Regions from separate parts of the Homo sapiens genome. Here regions 2, 3 and 4 are each linked to region 1. Evidence: chromatin loops called from intact Hi-C (ENCODE). Cell type or tissue: PC-3. All regions are shown on one strand. Region 1 overlaps SMYD3 (SET and MYND domain containing 3). Region 2 overlaps SMYD3 (SET and MYND domain containing 3). Region 3 overlaps SMYD3 (SET and MYND domain containing 3). Region 4 overlaps SMYD3 (SET and MYND domain containing 3).

Region 1 (5,000 bases):
ACCTCCTTGGGGTGTGCAGGCCTTTGTACAATCCCCTCGCCTTGCCCCTTATGTATGGGCATGATCTGTGACTTGCTTCTAACAGAATATGGCAAAGGTATATGTCACTCCTGCCAATTACATTTCATAAAACTCCATCTTGCCATCAGATCTTCACTAGAAGCTCTTCTTGCTGACTTAATAAAGTACATGGTCATGTGGGGAAAGCCCTACCTGAGAAGGAACTGTGGGTGGTCTCCAGGAACTGTGGGTAGACTTCAGCCAAGAGCCGGCAAGAAGCCAGGGCCCTGAGTCCTACTGATGCAAGGAGATAAATTCTTTCAGTGGCCCAAGCGAGCTGGGAAGTGGCTTCTTCCCCGGATTTCCATACGAGAACACAGCCCAGCTGACACCTTGACGAGAGCTTTATGAGACCCTACATGGAGGATCCAGGTGTGTGTGGACACCTGACCCACAGAAACCATACGATTAAAAAATATATGCTGCTTTAGGCCACAAAGTATGTGATAATTCATTATACAAAATAAAAAATATAAACAGAGGAGAAGATACCTAAATGGTTAAAAAGAAAAAACAATACACCCAATAAAGTCGGCATTTTCAGAACACAAGCGCTAGGCAGAGCTGCCTGACTGTTGTCAGGATCATGCAGCAACTTCTTTAACAAGTCATGCTGCCCTGTGTTCCTTCCTGACACCATGACAGGAGCAACCACTCAAGTCCAGCATCCTCTAGGCCCTAAAGTGCTACTACATGTGACTCACAGACTTCACAACAGTTCTAAGAGCACTGGAGAACAGTACCTACTGTCCTTTAAAGCCAGGGCCTTACTCCCTTCTGTGGAGACACACACCCCTTGGCTCTAAGTGGCCCCAGTGGACATGACACAACAATCCCAAAGAGCCACTTAAGCTACAATGTAAGATTGTTGAGACCAGCCGGGCGCGGTGGCTCACACCTGTAATCCCAGCACTCTGGGAGGCTGAGGCGGGTGGATCACCTGAGGTCAGGAGTTCCAGACCAGCCTGGCCAACATGGCGAAACCCCATCTCTACTAAAAACACAAAAATTAGCTGGGCATGGTGGCGCGTGCCTGTAATCCCAGCTACTTGGGAGGCTGAGGCAGGAGAATCACTTGAACCCGGGAGGCGGAGGTTGCAATGAGCCAAGATCATGTCATTGCACTCCAGCCTGGCGACAGAGTAAGACTCCTTCTCAAAACAAAAACAAAAACAAAAAAAAAGATTGTTGAGACCAATGGTTATGTGCATGGGGTTCTACTCTACAGCTAAAGAGGAAGTGGGATGCAAGACAAAGGCAGTTATTTAACCTCTATAACATATTTAGCAGGAAGCTCAAATATGCAGACTATTGAACAGGGAAGAATAGAGTAGGGAGAGAAAAGACGATAGTGTAGTACCATGGGGAAGAACAGTCCAAGAAGTGTGAATTGCTCTGCCAGGGACAGCCCTGCCTGTGACGCATCACACAACTTCTCTATAAAACAAGGCTTTATGATCCTTAAGGCGTCTTCCAGGTCTAAGAGTCTATCATTCTACATTATATAAAAATCTTTAGTTGAACAATTATAGTATCTTGGGGGGAAAGTGTACTAAGGCATCAAGAAAACAATTTTATCTGCTAAGAGTACTTACTCGTAGTAAGTAAGATTAGTATGCAGAATTCTGAGTTTAGCACACACGATGTTCTTAGGATTTGGGAGCCTAGTCTTATAAATGTGAATGCCATACATTAGGTTGCAAAGAAAAGGCCATTCATATCCACGAAGATAACAAAGGAATATATATAGTAGCATGAGGTGATTTTATTTAAAGTTTAATGTCCTCAAGTAATCATTCCATGCTCAGTTTCTTATAACTGTAACTTGGAAATATTGACATTTCATATGCAAGCTATAACTAAAACTAACTTTTCTTTATAACCAGCTAGGAAAAAAATAGGCACAAAGTATTATTTTATAAAGTCTACCAAGTAACGAACATCAAAGAAATGCACATGATATAGTCAGGCTTTTTCTAGCACTTGTCAGTACAAGCCAGTTAGTGGAGTAAATCGGTTTGGCTGAAAGTCCTATGCTGCCATGCGACAGAAAAGAGAGCTAAACTATCCACATTCCATAGTTTACCTTCTGTCACTAATAATCTCCATCATCTACTTAAAAATCTTAGAGAAGCTGGGCACAGTAGCTACTTGGGAGGCTGAGGCAGGAGGATTGCTTGAGCCCAGGCGTTCGAGTCCAGCCAGTGCAACACAGTGAAATCTCCATTTCTCTCTTTAAAAGAATGTTAAAGACATCTACCTCAATTTTTGGCAATCTCCTACTGTAGCTTGAAATGTTAAAGCTTACATTTAGACTGTGCATGTCAGTTTCTATTATCATTCCACTTTACAGAGAATTAAAAAAACACTGTGCTTGCAACTTAAACTGGTATTAAACTGACCCCTGCTGGCCTCATCTTTTCTGTTTCTGCATTTATCAGATGCTTCAAGAGCTAACTGCATTCTATAGTTCAACCTATATTTGATCAGGCTGCCACCTCAAAAACAAAACGTGGGACAAAGATGGCTAGTTGTACCAAATTCCAAATGGAAGGATGCCTTCCTCAGACCTTTGTCTATTTTATTTGCAAAAACCTAGCAATTAAAATCACACTAATATTCCAAAGAAGTATCTCCTATAGCCTATGAATTTATTCTAAAACCTAATGCACTCAATAGACATTTACAGATTTCTCAAAGACTGCCGGGAAATAAAGATTTTTCTAATCACAGCACCTGCCCTCCAGGTACTTACAGGCATTTATGAGTCATTGAAAAGATACATCTGAGAATTCAATTCTAGCATATCATTGGACACCACACAGGTGAGAAGGAAGTGGGGTCCCCATTCAGCCCGTGGTAGAGCCTGCCTCACTGGTGCCAGGTCACTTGAGATTCGTTACTGAAATGGCCCAGGACAATGTGTTCTCTTCCTTCTTTGTGAACTCACTGTGCTTTATGAATTATAATGGCTGCCATTGATTGGCAACCTACTATGTGCCAGAGACTACTACAGTTAGGTGCTTTCCACACACTATCACATTTACCCTACTCAGTAACTCTGTGAGATAGGTGATTTTATGCTCAAGCTTGTATCATGGGTGAGTAAAGCTCTGTGAGAATACTGATCATATCATACCGCAATGTTTTTCCTTTAAAGAGATGTTTCTCCTCTAAACAACAGCAAACACCTTAAGCACAGGAAATTACGTTATTGTCATCTCTGTATCCTCAGAACCTCATATACCTCAGTAAAGGCACATAGTAGGCACTCTAAAAACATCTGCAAAACATACAAATGAAAATATTATTGAAAGAATGTAGCTACTAAATACATACTATGGGCATAACCTATGCTTAGGCACTGAGAAAACAGTGGAGGAAAAGAAAGAAGAGGCAAAGGCTTTGATTCCTGAGCACAGACACCCATACGTGACTATGGAAAGAAAAGGAGAAGTTCCAAGACATAAGTAAACAGAATGCTATGTCAATACAGCTCATACTACCAGTCAGCTCAAAATCAAACAGAAAAAGGACTCCTAAATCAGAGGACAATGACACACTGGTGCTGGGCTATTGGAAATGAAACCTATTAAAGAGGAAAAAAGAGAGAGGAGGTAGAATGTCATTAAATTCCTTTCTGTTTTTGTAACATATCTACAAGACCAAATGATGTGAAAAATAGTTCTGCAAGACGGGGACTATGTGAATCCAGTTTTAAAGGTCCAAATATGTATACTTTACTTATATAGATCATGGCATAGTAGGAAAGACAGAAGATCATAAAAACAAATATAATGTAGAGGTCTAAAAATTGTTTCCTGGTCAGGTGCAGTGGTTCATGCCCGTAATCCTAGCACTTTGGGAGGCCAAGCCAGGAGGACTGCTTGAGCCCAGGAGTTTGAGACCAGCCTGGGCAACATGGCAAGACCCTCATCTCTACAAAAAAAAAAAAAAAAAAAAAAAAAAAAAAAAAAAGCAAAAAAATTAGCTGGGGGTGGTGTTGCCCACCTGTAGGCCCAGCTACTCAAAAGGCTGAGATGGAAGGATCGCTTGATCCCAGGAGGTCGGGGCTGCAGTGAGCTGTGGGCCAAGGTGGCGTCACTGTGCTGCAGCCTAGGCAACAGGGCAAGACCCTGTCTCAAAAAAATTAATAATAATTTTAAAAAATAAAATTATTTGTTCCAAAAAAAAAAAGCTGCATGTATTTTTCTTTTCTTTTGCTTACCTATCATTATTTTTCCACATCTCTTTTCTTGGTACTTCAGACAGATGAAGATAAATGAAGCACAGTAGTTAACTTCTTTGTTTGGATACAAAAAATCTTCTGTATCAACAATATTGTTATGCAAGCACTTTAAATGTTGCTTCTAGCAGATGAGACTTCTGCTTCAACATATGTTATGGGGAAAAATGATAAAAATTTATTCATGACTAGAATAACTGAACAGTCAACAAAATCTAACTAGAAAATGTAATAAATCAACCTGGTTTGTTGCAGTTGTTAATTATCTAAAGTAAACTGAAGATCCAGTCTCTCACTCCAAACAAGAATAAATAATCCCAGATTCTCAGCACTGTCAATACTTTCTATATCATCCTACCACTGCTGCAAACTTCTTCCTTCAGAGTGATCGGAATTTAACTTCCTCTGCCTGCACCTTCCCTGAGACAGGAAAAGCCACAAAAGAAATAAGGAGCTCTAAAGGTTCTTCTGCTCAACAATGGCACCTTAAAAATCTAAAACTTACTGAGGGAGCATGTAACCCCCCATAGAAAATAAAACAGTGGTCAAGCTTTTGGGATCTGGACTCAGGGTGGCTTGGGTTCACACCACAGTTCTACAAATGTAATCTTGGGCATGTCATCTACTTTCCTAAGCCAGAGATAATAACATTGCCAAGAGTGTAACAGTGAGTGATCATATGCACAGAGCTTAG
Region 2 (5,000 bases), 210 kb after region 1:
GCTGCAGTGAGCCATGATCATGCCACTGCACCCCAGCCTGGGCAACAGAGTGAGACCCTGTCTCAAATTAAATAAATAAATGGTCTTTTAAAAAGATCAATCAATGAGAACTAAGTAGAGCAAGGAAAGAACACGTATTAAGTATGAGTACCTGTTATACACAAAATACTTCCACATGTTTTATCTCTTTTAATTCTGAGGATAATCTGAAGAGGCAGGGTTCAAGATTAAGAAAACAAAGTTCAGAGCTGTTAAGTAGTTTGCCCCAACTCACATAACTCATAAAGAGGATAAGACAAGGGAAAGCACCAAAGTGAGAGTAAGTATGACCGGTTCACAAGGCACTGAGACCAGTCAGACTAAAACACAGGATACACTGGGAAATAAAGCTGGCCAGAGTTGGGCCAGATTAGAAAGGACCACTAGTTATGCTTGATGAAATAAGAATCTGTCAGCCGGGCGCGGTGGATCACGCCTGTAATCCCAGCACTCTGGGAGGCCGAGGCAGGCATATTACCTAAGGTCAGGAGTTCAAGACCAGCCTGGCCAACATGGCAAAACTCCGTCTGTACTAAAAATACAAAAAAATTAGCTAAGCATGGTAGCGGACACCGGTAATTCCAGCTAGCGGGGAGGCTGAAGCAGGAGAATCGCTTGAACCCAGGAGGTGGAGGTGGCAGTGAGCCGAGATCGCACCATTGCACTCCAGCCTCGGCAACAAGAGCGAAACTTCGTCTCAAATAAAAAAAAAAAAAAAAGAGAGAGAAATAAGAATCAGTCATTAAAGGCATATTTAAGGAAGACTACTAATATGGCAACACTTCATAGAACAGATTGCAGTAGGGAGGATCTGCAAACAGATATAATCAACTAAGACACAGCTCTAGAGAGGAGCTGCCCCTGGCTGATACCATCGGTCCTCTAGAGAGGAGCTGCAGGAACTGACCGATACTATCAGGTAGGCAGGTGTTGCTCCAAGCTGGCCAGGCCCTCACAGGGAGGCACTGGTGTCCTTCTGTTGAACATACACAATTTCACAGAACATGGACCTCAGACAAGGCCACTCTGTGACCGTGATGGATCAAAACGAAAACAAGACCACTCTGTAATCATGTCTGAACGCAACTCTGTTCAACTACCGATGTGCTCCCTGGCTGGACGGCAGGAACTAAAGCTAGAGCCTGTTCTAGGATGGTGGCAGTAGGAATAGAAGAAAGAAAGCAATATAAGTGACATTTCCAAGTAAGAATAAAAAAAACTGTTAGTAGGCAATTCAAGAGAAAAAGTTGAGACTCATACATCGCTTGAGTGGATAGCATCCAACTGAAATATTATAAATCTAATCTATAATATTTAAAATCTATATTTTTATTTAATCTAGTTAAATTAGTCCATGTTTTTCAGACTGAATAAAAGATGATGACAGAAAAATATTTAGTAGGTAATTAGAGATTAAAAAATAATGATGCCTGCGTCCCACCTCCAAAGGCTCTGATTCGATCAGTACTGAGTGTAGCCTAGGCATCAGGATTTTTCCAAGCTCCCCAGGTGATTCCAGTGTGCAGCTAAAGCTAAGAACCGGTATCTCAGAGAACGCCGATGGCTCCTGACTAGGAGGAAAAAGGACAAACGATGGATAGGGTAGAAAGGGACCCAAGAAAGTACTGGGGCAAAAAGGTAAGCGAGAAACAAAAAATGGCTGAAAGACTAGACAGACGATTCCCAGACACAGCAAGAGTCATTTAAATGATGAAAGAGTCACTATTTAACAAACGATAGAAACCAGGCAAGAAGGTTAACACAGGTTTAGATGACTAGGAAACATGACCAACAAGTAAGGCCACTACTCTGCATTAGCAAAATCTTCAGCTAGGAGACTTTCAATCTATGATCCTCTGAGGATGCCTGGATAACAACTACATGTACCACTACAAATAGATGTTAACTGTGTACAGCCTGTTTCTAAATATAGAGGTGGATTCCTCCAGCCCTTTTCCTTCCTAGTGTTCCCACACTGCCACCTCGTGGGTCAGCACTGCAAGGAGCCGGTTTGAACTGGAAGGGATTTCTAACTGGCCCTGTAAATTCACAAGGCAGGTACATGGTAAAGCCTCAATTCAAGGGTTTAATCCTTATGTTTTCCTCTGTTTAATTACAGTGGAAGACAGCCTTAAGGTACATTGTTTCTTTTGTGGGTGATAAGAATTTTCTAAAGTTGATTATGGTGATATTAGTATGTACTTAATGCCACCGAAGGGTACACTTAAATAAATAAAAGGGTAAAGTTAATGTTACTTTATATCACTTTAAATAGGCAAATGGTATGGTATATGAGTTATATCTCAATAAAGCTGTTACAAAAAAAGGAGGAGGTGGCCAGGCACATTGGTCTGTAGTCCTAGCTACTGGGGGGGAGGAGAGGGGGGCTGAGGTAGGAGGATCACTTGAGGCCAGGAGTTTGAGGCCAGCCTGGACAACATAGTGAGACCTTGTCTCTCTGAAAAAATAAATAAATAAAAAGAAAGAGGAGTAGGAGGAGGCAGCTGTAGCAAATACATAAATGGTTTCTAAAACTGCAGAAAACTTAAAAAGGATGTCAGAAATCACTCAATACCTTCATTTCAAAAAGGCAAAACTGAGACTCAGATTAACTTACTTACCCTACTTACCCAGGCAGTAAAAACTAGGCCAAAAAGGGGCACTATTAACCCATTTATGGAGGTCTTCTATGGTCTCCCAATCCTGAGAAGCTTTTTCTCTTAAGCTTGATCCTCAGCAATGCTATCTTTTGCTGCCTAACTTACTACTGGGAGATCACACTCACACCAATGACTTCACAGAGCAGTAGTATCACCACTATTCCAATAGTTCAAAACCCAGCACTCACCCTTCACCACAGAGCACTACTGTCACCACTATTCCAATAGTTCCAGCTCAAAACCCAGCACTCACCCTTCACCACAGAGCAGTACTGTCACCACTATTCCAATAGTTCCAGCTCAAAACCCAGCACTCACCCTTCACCACAGAGCAGTACTGTCACCACTATTCCAATAGTTCTAGCTCAAAACCCAGCACTCACCCTTCACTGCTTCCTTGCCCTTTAATCGGTCAACAACGTGGGTGAACTCCTCAACATGTTTGGTTCCAGGCCCTCTACCAGTCCCCTAGCTCAGGCCTTCATCACTTCACATCTAGAATAACGCACATTTTCTCCTAACTGGAATCCTCATCTCCAGTCTTTCCACTTCTCTCCCTCATCACAAAATTCACCCAAATCAGGACTCCTACACAAATCTTCCATGTGCACCTCATACTGCAGCCCAAAAATCTCTATGGGCTCCTCAAGAGTTGTACCTAGAAAATAAAGTTCAAAATCTCTTAACCTCAGCAAGGCCTTCTGTATCACAGACGCTATCCCAACTTATAATCTATCATCTATACAAACAGCACTTCGCTGCAGTCATAATGGTCTACTAAACAATGTATGCACATTTCCCAATTAGTTATTCCTCCATAGTTGTTATCTCTACCACTTATTTCACTGGTATCATGACTTTTTTTTTATTCCTTTCCCAAAGGTTCTCAACTCTGGCTATGCATTAGCATTACCTGTGAAGCTTTAAACAATTATGGGACCCTTAAGGATGTTGCTCAGACATCTGGATATTTTTAAATTCCACAGGTAAATGTGTAAAATACCAATGATTCATAGATTTTAAGTAAGTCTTTTTGTAAGATGCTTAAGTTTTCACCACTAAAACTGAGCATCCAATATTAGAGTCAAAAACTCAAAAATTAAACTGCCCAGAGAAACTGTTACCTACTACCCAAGGTTTCTTGATCATTGGTACAACATAAATCTTTCCAATTAACATCTACTTTCTAACAAGACGTAAACACAGCAGCTAAAAAATGCTAACAAGGATTAAATTTTTATATACTCAAATTCATTTGTGAGAAACATCTATCATAACCATGCCAATTAAAAATTCAACATAATTCCTGTTTGTCCTACCTATGACAATTATTTAAATGTAAACAGAACATGCTAATGTCAATGTCCAGTTTAAAACTGAACATGCAGAATTATTTATAGATATTATAAGCAGTTGGACTAATCCCAGCTGTGGCAATTTTACCTTAGCCCTTGGATATAAAGGCACAGAGAAGCAGGGAGTCAGTGAAGATGGAAAAGAAAGATAGGAGCTGTCAACCCAGACTGCTCTATAATAATCTGGGGAGTATTAAAAATGTCTATGCTCTGCCGGGCGCGGTGGCTCACGCCTGTAATCCCAGCACTTTGGGAGGCCAAGGCGGGTGGATCACGAGGTCAGGAGATCGAGACCATCCTGGCTAACACGGTGAAACCCCATCTCTACTAAAAATACAAAAAATTAGCCAGGCGTGGTGGCGGGCGCCTGTAGTCCCAGCTACTCGGGAGGCTGAGGCAGGAGAATGGCATGAACCCGGGAGGCGGAGCTTGCTGTGAGCCGAGATCATGCCACTGCACTCCAGCCTGGGTGACAGAGCAAGACTCCGTCTCAAAAAAAAAAAAAAAAAAAAAAAAGGTCTATGCTCCAGCCACACTCCAGACAAATTAAATGAGAATCTCTGAGGGCAGGACCCATGCACCAGCATTTCTTAAATCTCCCCGAGTGCTTTCAATGTGTAGCCAATGTCGAGAACCAACGAGTTACAAGGGAATTTCTCAAAGGAAATCTAAAGATGAGAGCTGTTCAAAGACAAACACAAAGAGGGAAAAAGTCCCAAGAACTAGTTAGTTACTTCAGAAGTAAGTTGCTTTCTCTTATCAGTTTATGAACAATTTTTACATATTACAAATATACACTTTTTGGCCATGCGAGTGACTCACACCTGTAATCCCAGCACTTTGGGAGGCCAAGGCAGGGGGATCACTTGAGCTCAGGAGATCAAGACCAGCCTGAGTAAATGGCAAAACCCCATCTCTACCAAAAATACCAAATAAAAAAAAAAAA
Region 3 (5,000 bases), 270 kb before region 1:
AGTCTACAATCCTAACTTTAATGCATTTTTGTCTAAACTAAGAGTCTTCACATTTTTTGAAGTCACAGAAATATTTGTGAATATATATTTTTAACTGGGACTTGATTACTTTGTAACATGTATGTGTGTATACACATACACACACGTACATAAAAGGGTAACAACGCAAAAGGCAATACTGGTTTGTGTATATATCATATAGTGGAAAGAATATTAGATTCAAGTTAGATCATCTACTTCCAACACTGCAGATGGCCAGAGCCGTAAGGCAAGTCTCTCCAATCAGGTCTTAGTATTCTCCTTATTTAAAAAAGGAGAAAGACATTAAAATACCTTCAAAATTATTGTTGTGACCCCAGGCAGAGTAACTAGAATGAAGTAGAAGAAGCTATTGGAATATGACGTTGTCTCATGTAAGATCTTTTTTTTTTTTTTTTTTTTTTGAGATGGAGTCTTGCTCTGTTGCCCAGGCTGAAGTGCAGTGGCGTGATCTCGGCTCACTGCAACCTCCGCTTCGTGTCGTGAGATCAAGCAATTCTCCTGCCTCAGCCTTCTGAGTAGCTAGGATCACAGGTGAGTGCTACCATGCCCAGCTAATAGGGAGGCTGAGGCAGGAGAATCGCTTGAACCCAGGGGGCAGAGGTCACAGTGAGCTGGGAATGCGCCACTGCACTCCAGCCTGTGCAACAGAGCAAGACTCCATCTCAAAAAACAAACAAACAAAACAAAAACAAAAAAACAACAAAAACCCCAATATTTTAAAACATAACAGTAGAAATTGTGTTTGTGAATGTCATAAGAAGTTTCTTTACTTCTTCTAGTTCTCTGTTGAGAAACAATACAGAATCGTATGCTCTGTCTATTGGGGCAACAATTCAATCACAGCAGGATAAAAATTGACTTTTAAAAAGTGACCCCCTGCTCTTGTTTTCTCCTCTCCTTCATCAGTTCACTACCAGACCTCACACCAGAGATGAAGCTTCTCCATGCAGAGAAAGACCTAAAACTCTAGCGTGATGTACTCATGGATAAGAATTGATCAACATGTATCCAGAGCCCAATGATGCCAGGAAGAAAGCCTAAACATAATTTAATAAACTCCCTCTCTGTTTTCTTCATTTCCTACTACTTTGGTTTACTTAAAAATGAGTGTTTGCAGGAGAAATCTGAGTGCATTTTTGGCAAGCAGCTGAGTTATCTTTGCTTATTCATTAAACGAACAGTGTGACGGAGAAAGTCCAAATAGGAAAGACAAGGAAAAATGGGGAAAAGTTGACTTCTCATCCCAAAATATTTCTTGGATTAAAAGGCAAACTCATCCAATCTTAAGGTTTAGAGGGCTAAAATAATTGTTCCATATGTAGCTGTTAGAAGGCATTAGATATTAACTATGGCATGGTGTCTATGGATATCTGCGTCATCTATTTAGATAGTATGTGCTGAATATCAAAAACATTAAGCTAAAGAAGGTTAAGGAAAGATGGTGTTTCCCCAAGGAAAGGTGTGCTTATCCTAGTTTGACAGTCTCCTAGGAAAACTTGGATACTTTCTTACATAGGAAGGACATATAACATGCTTCCAGAGTCACAGGGTTTGAAGACGGCTGAAGACGTCATCTTGTCCCCATATGCGGCCCAGGAAGAGCGAAGTCTAGCACCACATTGGGACTAGAAATCTACATTTTAAATCGTATTACAAATTTAGAGATCTAATGGTGTATTAGCAAGATAAGTTTCAAATACATCAACAAAATGATAGGCAGAAGGAACCTCAAAACTTTTGTGATCTGAATTCCCCATTTCATAGATGGGGAAATCAAGGCCCTAAGAGCTGAAGAAATTGCCAAAGGTTGAAAAACACTCCTCAAACACCACCTTCCTCCTCTCTGGGACTTCATATTATTTCATTTTCTTTTACTATTCTGCCTGAGCTTTGACTTTCTGGAATTTTAAATACCAATATAGGAATCATCAGCTGGTGTCAATCCTCAATAAGATGACTTAAAGTTTACTCATAATGGTTTAGCATGGTCAGAAAGTGAACATTATTCATAACGGTTTTTCATGGTCAGAAAGTGAACACTACAGGTTTGGCCTATGTGCCTGTAAAATTTAGAAAAAGGACATAAAAAGGAGGAGAATTTAAAAATCACCTAGACCACTGTCGATGCTGTGAGTGGGAATTCCTACTTACAAAGGCCCCAGTGCAAGCTCCCTCTTAGTTAGCTGCCTTCTGACCCAGCTATCTCAACAGAGTTCATTAACTCTGTTAAAACCACTAACTTATGCCATGGTAATTCACATAGGAGAATGGCATAACTAATTAATATGGGTGGAGGGGCACTGGCTCTAGCATTAAAGTGGATTGATAACTCACTGAAATCTGCATGATCACACACAAACTCCTTATCTTGCTAAGTTTACGCTTGCTCCACTACACAAACTGAACACCAGCTCTTAGTACCCTCAATAGCTACCCTTTCCTCACTGCAGAAGAACTAAGTTTTTCATCAGACACCCAAATGAAACTGATACTGGCCGTCAGTATCATTATCCACTGATACCAGCTACCAATTGCTTGCTGGTACTGGCTGTCAATATCATTGTCCACTGATACCAGCTACCAATTGCTTGCTGGTACTGGCTGTCAATATCATTATCCACTGATACTGGCTACCAACTGCTTGCTCGATGACTGAACATAAGCCAACGACACTAGCCCCAAGTACTTTCCTACCTTTTCATCCACCATTAGCATAAGGAAGAGAAATTCCTTTGTTGTCTTCTTGAGGGAAAAACTACACAAAATAGAAAGCCTTAGGCTCCATTACATAAAGCGTTGAAAACCACACACCATGACAATAAAGACCCAAGCATGTTTTCAATAAATTATTTTCCTCTTATTTCACACTGTGAAAACCCACATTTGATAGACTATTTTATAGCAAATGTACCGGTTATCAATAAATAAGTAGAGTTTCCACGTGAGGAGAGAGGAGAAATCTACTCCCAGCATTTGCCCCCTTCATGGGTGCAACAGAACTTGTAGCAATTCTCTGGTTTAAACAACAGGTGGCAGTGTCATTTCTACATTTTCCCTGGCAAGAAACCTTTGCAGTTTGTGATTTCACCTTCCAGGAGGCATTAACAGTTTTGTAACCGCCTCTATCGACAGCGTGTGCATATGTTCCTATGTAGTAAATGCAAATGCATGCAGGAAAACATTGAGATTTGTGTAAATGCAGTTTCACCAAGTGCTACTCTCCCCATACCCACGCCCCTCCCCACACAATAGTCTATGCACAGGCATCATTTCCCTTGAGGAAACAGCAAAGCAGGGAAAAGGCAGAAGGAAAATCGACTCCATCACATATGTTCTGATCCTCAATTATCATATACATGTCTGTCACCCACCCATTCCTGCCACACATACAAGAGAAAGGATACACTACAAGGTCCTGGGGCACACTTTGGGCAAATGACTGAGAAAGCGAAGTTCTGAGAAATCTTAATTCACATCAAGAAAAGCACTCTACTGTACTGACATTTCTGGTAGGCGCTGTTTTCACTCTTCTGCTACAAAAGAGCATGCTCCATATTTGAAAGGAATCAACAGAAACAGGTCTTACATTCCCACAAGGAAAACACAGAAGTCAGGACCATTCTCACATGTGCCGAGAAGACAAGACCACGTTTCCTAGGGTTTTTGTGTGAGCTTTAAATAGGAGAAAAGTGCCATGTCAAGAATTCCTCATTCAATATCTATAGCTCAGTTTTTTGTTCACATGCATTATTTTATTTTATTATTATTTTTGAGATGGAGTCTCACTCTTTCACACCAGCTAGAGTAAAGTACTGCGATCTTGGCTCACTGCAACCTCCACCTCCTGGGTTCAAGAGATTCTAGTGCCCCAGCCTCCCGAGTAGCTGGGATTACAGGCACGTGCCACCATGTCCAGCTAATTTTTGTATTTTTAGTAGGGATGGGGCTTCACCATGTTGTCCAGGCTGGTCTCGAACTCCCAACCTCAAGTGATCCACCTGCCTTGGCCTCCCAAAGTGCTGGGGCTACAGGCATGAGCCACTGCACCTGGCCACATAATTTTATAATGTAGCAGCAGGTACTCTGTGGTTTCTAGCCTATAATGTAACAGTTATTGGTTTGATATGTTACATTTATTTAATTTTGAATCTGTGGTGTTTTTTTAAAGCAATTTAACAATGAAAATCTCGTCAATGCAGCAGGGATGAGATCAAACTGACTGATGGGTAAATCACCAGCCTAAAGGGACACGCCAGGTATTAGACAGTCTGGCATGTGTAGCTGGAGAAGTACTCAAAAATGTATAAAAGTCAATGAGCACATATACGGAGAATTACACAGAAAATAATAAGCAGCACTAGAAAGAGATGATGTGTGTTTTTTGTACTGTCCCTGTCACATAGCATCAAACATCCACATTCCTGCTTTCTGAGATGAGAGGGTTGGACAAGTACCCTCAAGAAGCTTTCTGGTATACGGTACACAGTATCTTATTGTTTTATAAATAGAAAAAAGAGAATACAGAGGAAAAAATTAAAATACATCACCTAGAGTTCAGAGGCATTGGAGGAATTTGGCTTTCATCAGCAATTTTGCATTAAAAGCAAGTATCTGTCGGCCAGGCGTGGTGGCTCACGCCTGTAATCCCAACACTTTGAGAGGCCATGGTGGGCGGATCATGAGGTCGGGTGTTCGAGACCAGCCTGGCCAACATGGCGAAACCCCGTCTCTACTAAAAATACAAAAGTTAGCCGGGCATGGTGGTGCAGCCTGTAATCCCAACTACTCAGAAGGCTAAGGCAGGAGAATTGCTTGAGCCCAGGAGGTGGAGATTGCAGTGAGCCGAGATTGCGGCATTGCACTCCAGGCTGGGTGAAGAACAAGACTGTCTCAAACAAACAAACAAATAAAAAAGTGAGTATCTGTCCTAAGCAACACATTGTCAAGTGCGGCCTATA
Region 4 (5,000 bases), 170 kb after region 1:
TGCTGTTCAATAAATGCTCTTCTCCTCATCCTCTACTCTTCCCTTTCCAAAAGTCAACTGTCATTATCCTATGAAAACAGAACTTTGAATATGTTATACAATCAATTTGTTGGCAGGGAATACCCATCCCCAACATATCTACTGAGAGACTAAATAAACAAATGGTCAAAGGCCAGATCGTAGGTAACTACGACCCACGACCTGCAGCTACAAGCCCAGGCAACCAACCTATTATCTACAATAACCAGTCTAGGAAGTCAGACTGGTTACTGTCTAGCAACTAGCCCAGGAAGCCCAACAATGCCCTTAAGAATTTGTACAAAGCCACACTATCTGTGATCATGCCTGGGGAACACAGCAAGATCTCATCTCTTTTTTTTAAAAAAAAAAAAAAAAAAAAAAAAGGACAAAATGGCCAGGAAATGATTAGTAACTGTCAGCTTCCCTAATTTTTGCTCCTGCTTCCAATGTAGGACCAACCAGAGAAAGCCAAAAATGTACCCTTAACTAATCACACAGGTTGCTATGCTTTTAGTTGGCTCACCTACAGCTTCCCACAGGAACAGCCTACAAACAGGGCATACCTGAAACCTTCCCTTTTTTCCACTCTAAAGTTTACCCTGCTGGGCACAGTGGCTCACACTTGTAATCCCAACACTTTGGGAAGACAAGGCAGGAAGATCACTTGAGCCCAGGACTTCAAGATGAGCCTGGGAAACATAGTGAGACCCAGTGTCTACAAAAAATAAAAATAAATTAGCTGGACATGGTAGCACATGCCTGTAGTTCCAGCTACTCAGGGGGGACTGAGATGGGAGAGTCACTTGAGCCTGGGAGGTCGAGACTGCAATGAGCCATGATCACGCCCCTGCACTCCACGTGGTCAACAGAGCAAGAGCCTATCTCCAGAAAAAAAATAAAATAAACAAAAGTTTTCCCATTCCTCTGTCTTCCTTGAATCTCCACCAAATTGAATAGATGGTGGTGGATTCCCTTACTATATAAAGAAAGCTCTGAATAAGTAGCCTTTGATTGTACTCATTTGGGTAGACCTCATTTATTTCCACAACCAGAATAAAATCAATTAGTTATTTTTGTGATGTTTTTGCTCTTTAACTTAGAATTCCTTCTTCTGAGACAGTGTGATATGGGGCAGGAGGGACCTGCTTTGGAGCCAGGAAGACCTGGGTTTGGAAATCTGACTTCTCCAGCGATTACCTTATGCAAGTTCTATAATCTCTTTGAACGTGAGACCTGTGTTTGGAAATCTGACTTCTCCAGCGATTACCTGATGCAAGTTCTAGAATCTCTTTGAACGCCCATTTCCTCACTGATGTTCTCCATGAAGGGAACAATAAGCACCCACTGCTTAGGGCTGCCCTAAGAAGAGAAAATAAACACAAAAGGACACCGTGCCTGACACAGAGAAGTGTCAATGAAGTCAGGTGCTCTGACTGGGCTATGTTCTTCAGCTTTGAAACCTTTAATCCTGTGAGTATGAACCTGCTGACGTTAGGTGTGGAAAGGTTTTTTTTGTTTGTTTTTAAGTAATGTTATTGGGAGTATAGAGCCAAGTCCCTCACTTTAGAAACTAAAAGATGAGTGTTGCAGCTTCGGCATACCGTTTTGACTACTGTGACAGAAAATGACCCAAACTAGTTCATGTAAAATCTCATCAACAGGCCGGGCATGGTGGCTCACACCTATTATCCCAGCACTTTGGGAGGCCGAGGTGGGCAGATCACCTGAGGTCGGGAGTTCGAGACCAGCCTGACCAACATGGAGCAACCCCATCTCTGCTAAAAATACAAAATTAGCCGGGCGTGGCGGCACATGCCTGTAATCCCAGCTACTCAGGAGGCTGAGGCAGGAGAATGGCTTGAACGCCTCCGGGAGGCGGAGGTTGAGGTGAGCCGACATCGCACCATTGCACTCCAGCCTGGGCAACAAAAGCGAAACTCTATCTCAAAAAAAAAAAACTCATCAACAGAACTATAGGGACATCCCAGACTCCCAAAGACTGAGTTTCAACTGATAAATAACTCAATAAATCAGGCTGCTCTCTCAGGAAATGCTTGATTTGATCACCTCCGTTGTTCTTCTCTCAACCTGCTTCTTTTGCTTACTCAGCTGCACACGGCCCTGAAAAATGCCCACCCCAAGATGGCAGTGATCTATAATTTCATAAAGATTTGGGTTACACAGGTGTATGCATTTGTCGGAATTCATCGAATGGTATACTTAAGACATAGGCATTCCACTGCACTTAATGGATCTAGTCTCATTTCTGTCTCCCTCACTAAACTGTGACATCTCAAGGACAAAAAGGAATCATATTCGACACTGAATCCTCCACGCTGGCACAATGCCTAGCATGTAACTGAATCTCAGTAAATGCGTGATTATTAAACAAAGGAAGCAAACTGAAGAATTTGAGAAAGTCTACTTATTGGGATTTATTCTGAAAGATGTACTACAAGTTCACATTTTAATTAATGATTACATTCCAGTGAATTAATATAAACGTATTTAAATTTTAATCATTATGAAGTGAACTATATTTATAAGCAAACAATTAGTGACTTAATTAAGGTGCCAACTGTTCAGTGTACATGACTCTACCACCACCTAGTGTAAATAAATGCATATTACCACATTTGGAAATTCCCTAAAGACAAAGAATCTCCCAATGGTGGGTCACAAACTAACATACTTCAACCACAAACATTCAGCAGGTGCCTGCCGGTCCTGGAAATTATGCCAGGCTCCAGAAGGACAGACACAGCTCTTGTCTGTGTTGATCACTGCTGTCTCCTCAGGGTTTAGGAGAATGGCAAAGCACTTTGCTGGCCTTCAATAAATATCTGTTAGCTGACTGACAAGATTCTGGGATTAAAAGGTGACTAAGTTATCTTCGGGAAAGACATTCAGCCATTCAAAACCAACAGCATTTTATAAACAATGAAATATTATTCTGCACTAAAAATAAATGAGCTATCAAGCTCTGAAAAGACACGGAGGAAACTTAAGTGAATATTACTAAGCGAAAGAAGCCAATGTGAAAAGGCTACACACTATACGATTCCAACTGTATGACATTTAGGAAAAGGCAAAACTATAGAGACAGTAAAAGGATCAGTGATGACCAGGAGCTGGGGAGGGAAGGGATGAATATGTAGGGCACAGGGGATTCAGGGGGCAGGGAAATTACTCTATGATATGATGATGGTGGATACATGTCATTACACATATGTCAAAACCCATAGGATTTACAACACCAAGGGTGAACGCTAATGTAAACTATTCACTTTGGGTGATAATGTCATGAGTAGAAGGTGATCGGTTGCAACAAACGTGCCATTCTGGCGGGGGGTGTCCATTGTAGGGGAGGCTGTGCATGTGTAGAGGAAGAGGGTCTATGCGAACTCTCTGTGCTACGCACTCAATTTTGCTATGTAGTTAAAACTACTCTAAAAAGTAGTTTTTTTTAGTCAATAAAATTTTTTTACTTTAACTTTAGATATCAAATAAGCAAAACCCAAATCTAACAAGTACATCAAAAATATACTGTTTTTTTAAATGCCTACATAAATGCTCAATAAATGTTATTTCCTCACCTCCGTAGCACAACCGCAACTGCTTACCCCAAGTAGCTGACATGAAGTGGCTGTAAAGAAGCCACTGTTTCTTCATCTGTGAAATTAAGACAGCAGGACTAAATCTCTCACTTCCTATTCTAATTTAACATTCTTTTAAATTTTAAAAGAATAGATCACTAAACCTAAACTTTTCTAAAATATAGAAAAAGGAAGGAAACTGTCAAATACTTACAGCATCACACAGTGACACCAAAACCTGACAACGAACACATTAAAAATTACTGTCAAATCTCACTTGCGGGCCAGGGGCGGTGGCTCACACCTGTAATTCTAGCACTTTGGGAGGCCAAGATGGGTGGATGACTTGAGGCTAGGAGTTCGAGACCAGCTTGGCCAACATGGCAGAACCTTGTCTCTCCTAAAAATACAAAAATTATGGGTGGTGTTGTGCACCTGTACTACCAGCTACTGGGGAGGCTGAGGCACGAGAATCGTTTGAACTCGTTTGGGAGGTGGAAGTTGCAGTGGACAGAGTTCGCACCTCCAGCCTGGGCCACAAACCAAGACTCCGTTTCAAAAAAGAAACGGAAAAAAAAGACTCATTTATAAATATTGGTGCAAAAACTTTAAAAGTAATAGCAATGAGAACTCATAAATGCACTAAATGAAGGATAGGCTATAGGCACAACTGTTTACTCCAGTGATTCCAGGAGAGTTCACTATTAGGAACTCTACTCATACAAGCAACCATATAAGTAGGTCAAAAAAGAAAAGTTATATGACCATCTAAGTAGATGCCAAATAGACATGATGAAATTTTTAAACCGTTCCTGATTTTAACGCTTAGCAAAATAGCAATAGATGACTATTTCCTTAACATAATGGAAAAATACATTTCATATCAGTCTATAACTTTCTAATGTTTTACTGGAAACATTACTGAAACACTAAAACAATGACACACACAAGCATTTCTGTTGAAGTCTGGGAGGAATAAAGAAAGCCCACCATTGGGCTTCTAGATTAATATTCATCTAGAAGTACCATACTAGCCAATGCAAGGGAAAAAAAATCTTATGTGAGTTTTATTTATTTACCACACATTTTTACAGTGCTTACTATATGTCAGATACTGTTCTGAACACTTTACAAATACTAAATCATTTAATTCATATAATCGTCATAATAATAAGGCAGTACTATTATTATCTCATTTTACAGAGGGAGAGAGCAAGGCACAGAGAACATAAGTAGCTTGCGCAAAGTCACATAGCTAGCAAGTTAGTAGAAACAGGCTTAACACACAAGCAGTCATAGTTCCAGAGCCGGTGCTTCTCACCACTATGCTATATGAAACACGATATCGGACTGAAGGAGGCGGAAGTATCCATATATGCAGAT

The links. A loop is a pair of places that touch in the nucleus more often than their neighbours do. Peaks named below come from ENCODE experiments on the same cell type or tissue, not always from the same donor. Only the 100,000 strongest peaks of a DNase experiment are listed, where the experiment ranks them.
Region 2: it touches region 1 in a loop (7-fold over the local background); 5 of 110 quality-filtered maps call a loop at or near these places.
Region 3: a loop joins it to region 1, with 15 times the contacts of the local background. A loop is called at or near these places in 30 of 110 quality-filtered maps.
Region 4: it touches region 1 in a loop (5-fold over the local background); 10 of 110 quality-filtered maps call a loop at or near these places.

Annotation. Positions count from the first base shown.
Region 1 is chr1:246,278,303-246,283,302 of GRCh38, forward strand. All of the region lies in intron 5 of SMYD3 (SET and MYND domain containing 3), which reads right to left. Among named protein-coding and RNA genes, the nearest start is that of SMYD3-IT1, 42 kb to the right of the region's middle. In PC-3, a CTCF peak has its summit at 2,471 (motif pointing left); a DNase peak (open chromatin) is centred at 3,569; H3K27ac peaks cover 1,562 bases.
Region 2 is chr1:246,490,803-246,495,802 of GRCh38, forward strand. All of the region lies in intron 1 of SMYD3 (SET and MYND domain containing 3), which reads right to left. Among named protein-coding and RNA genes, the nearest start is that of SMYD3, 14 kb to the right of the region's middle. In PC-3, a CTCF peak has its summit at 2,020 (motif pointing left); a DNase peak (open chromatin) is centred at 2,019.
Region 3 is chr1:246,009,385-246,014,384 of GRCh38, forward strand. The region is part of intron 5 of SMYD3 (SET and MYND domain containing 3); the gene reads right to left. Among named protein-coding and RNA genes, the nearest start is that of SMYD3-AS1, 97 kb to the right of the region's middle. In PC-3, CTCF peaks have their summits at 3,065 (motif pointing right) and 3,268; a DNase peak (open chromatin) is centred at 3,087.
Region 4 is chr1:246,448,325-246,453,324 of GRCh38, forward strand. All of the region lies in intron 1 of SMYD3 (SET and MYND domain containing 3), which reads right to left. Among named protein-coding and RNA genes, the nearest start is that of SMYD3, 56 kb to the right of the region's middle. RefSeq lists an enhancer at 1,046-1,606. In PC-3, a CTCF peak has its summit at 2,619 (motif pointing left); no DNase peak of the experiment used is centred here.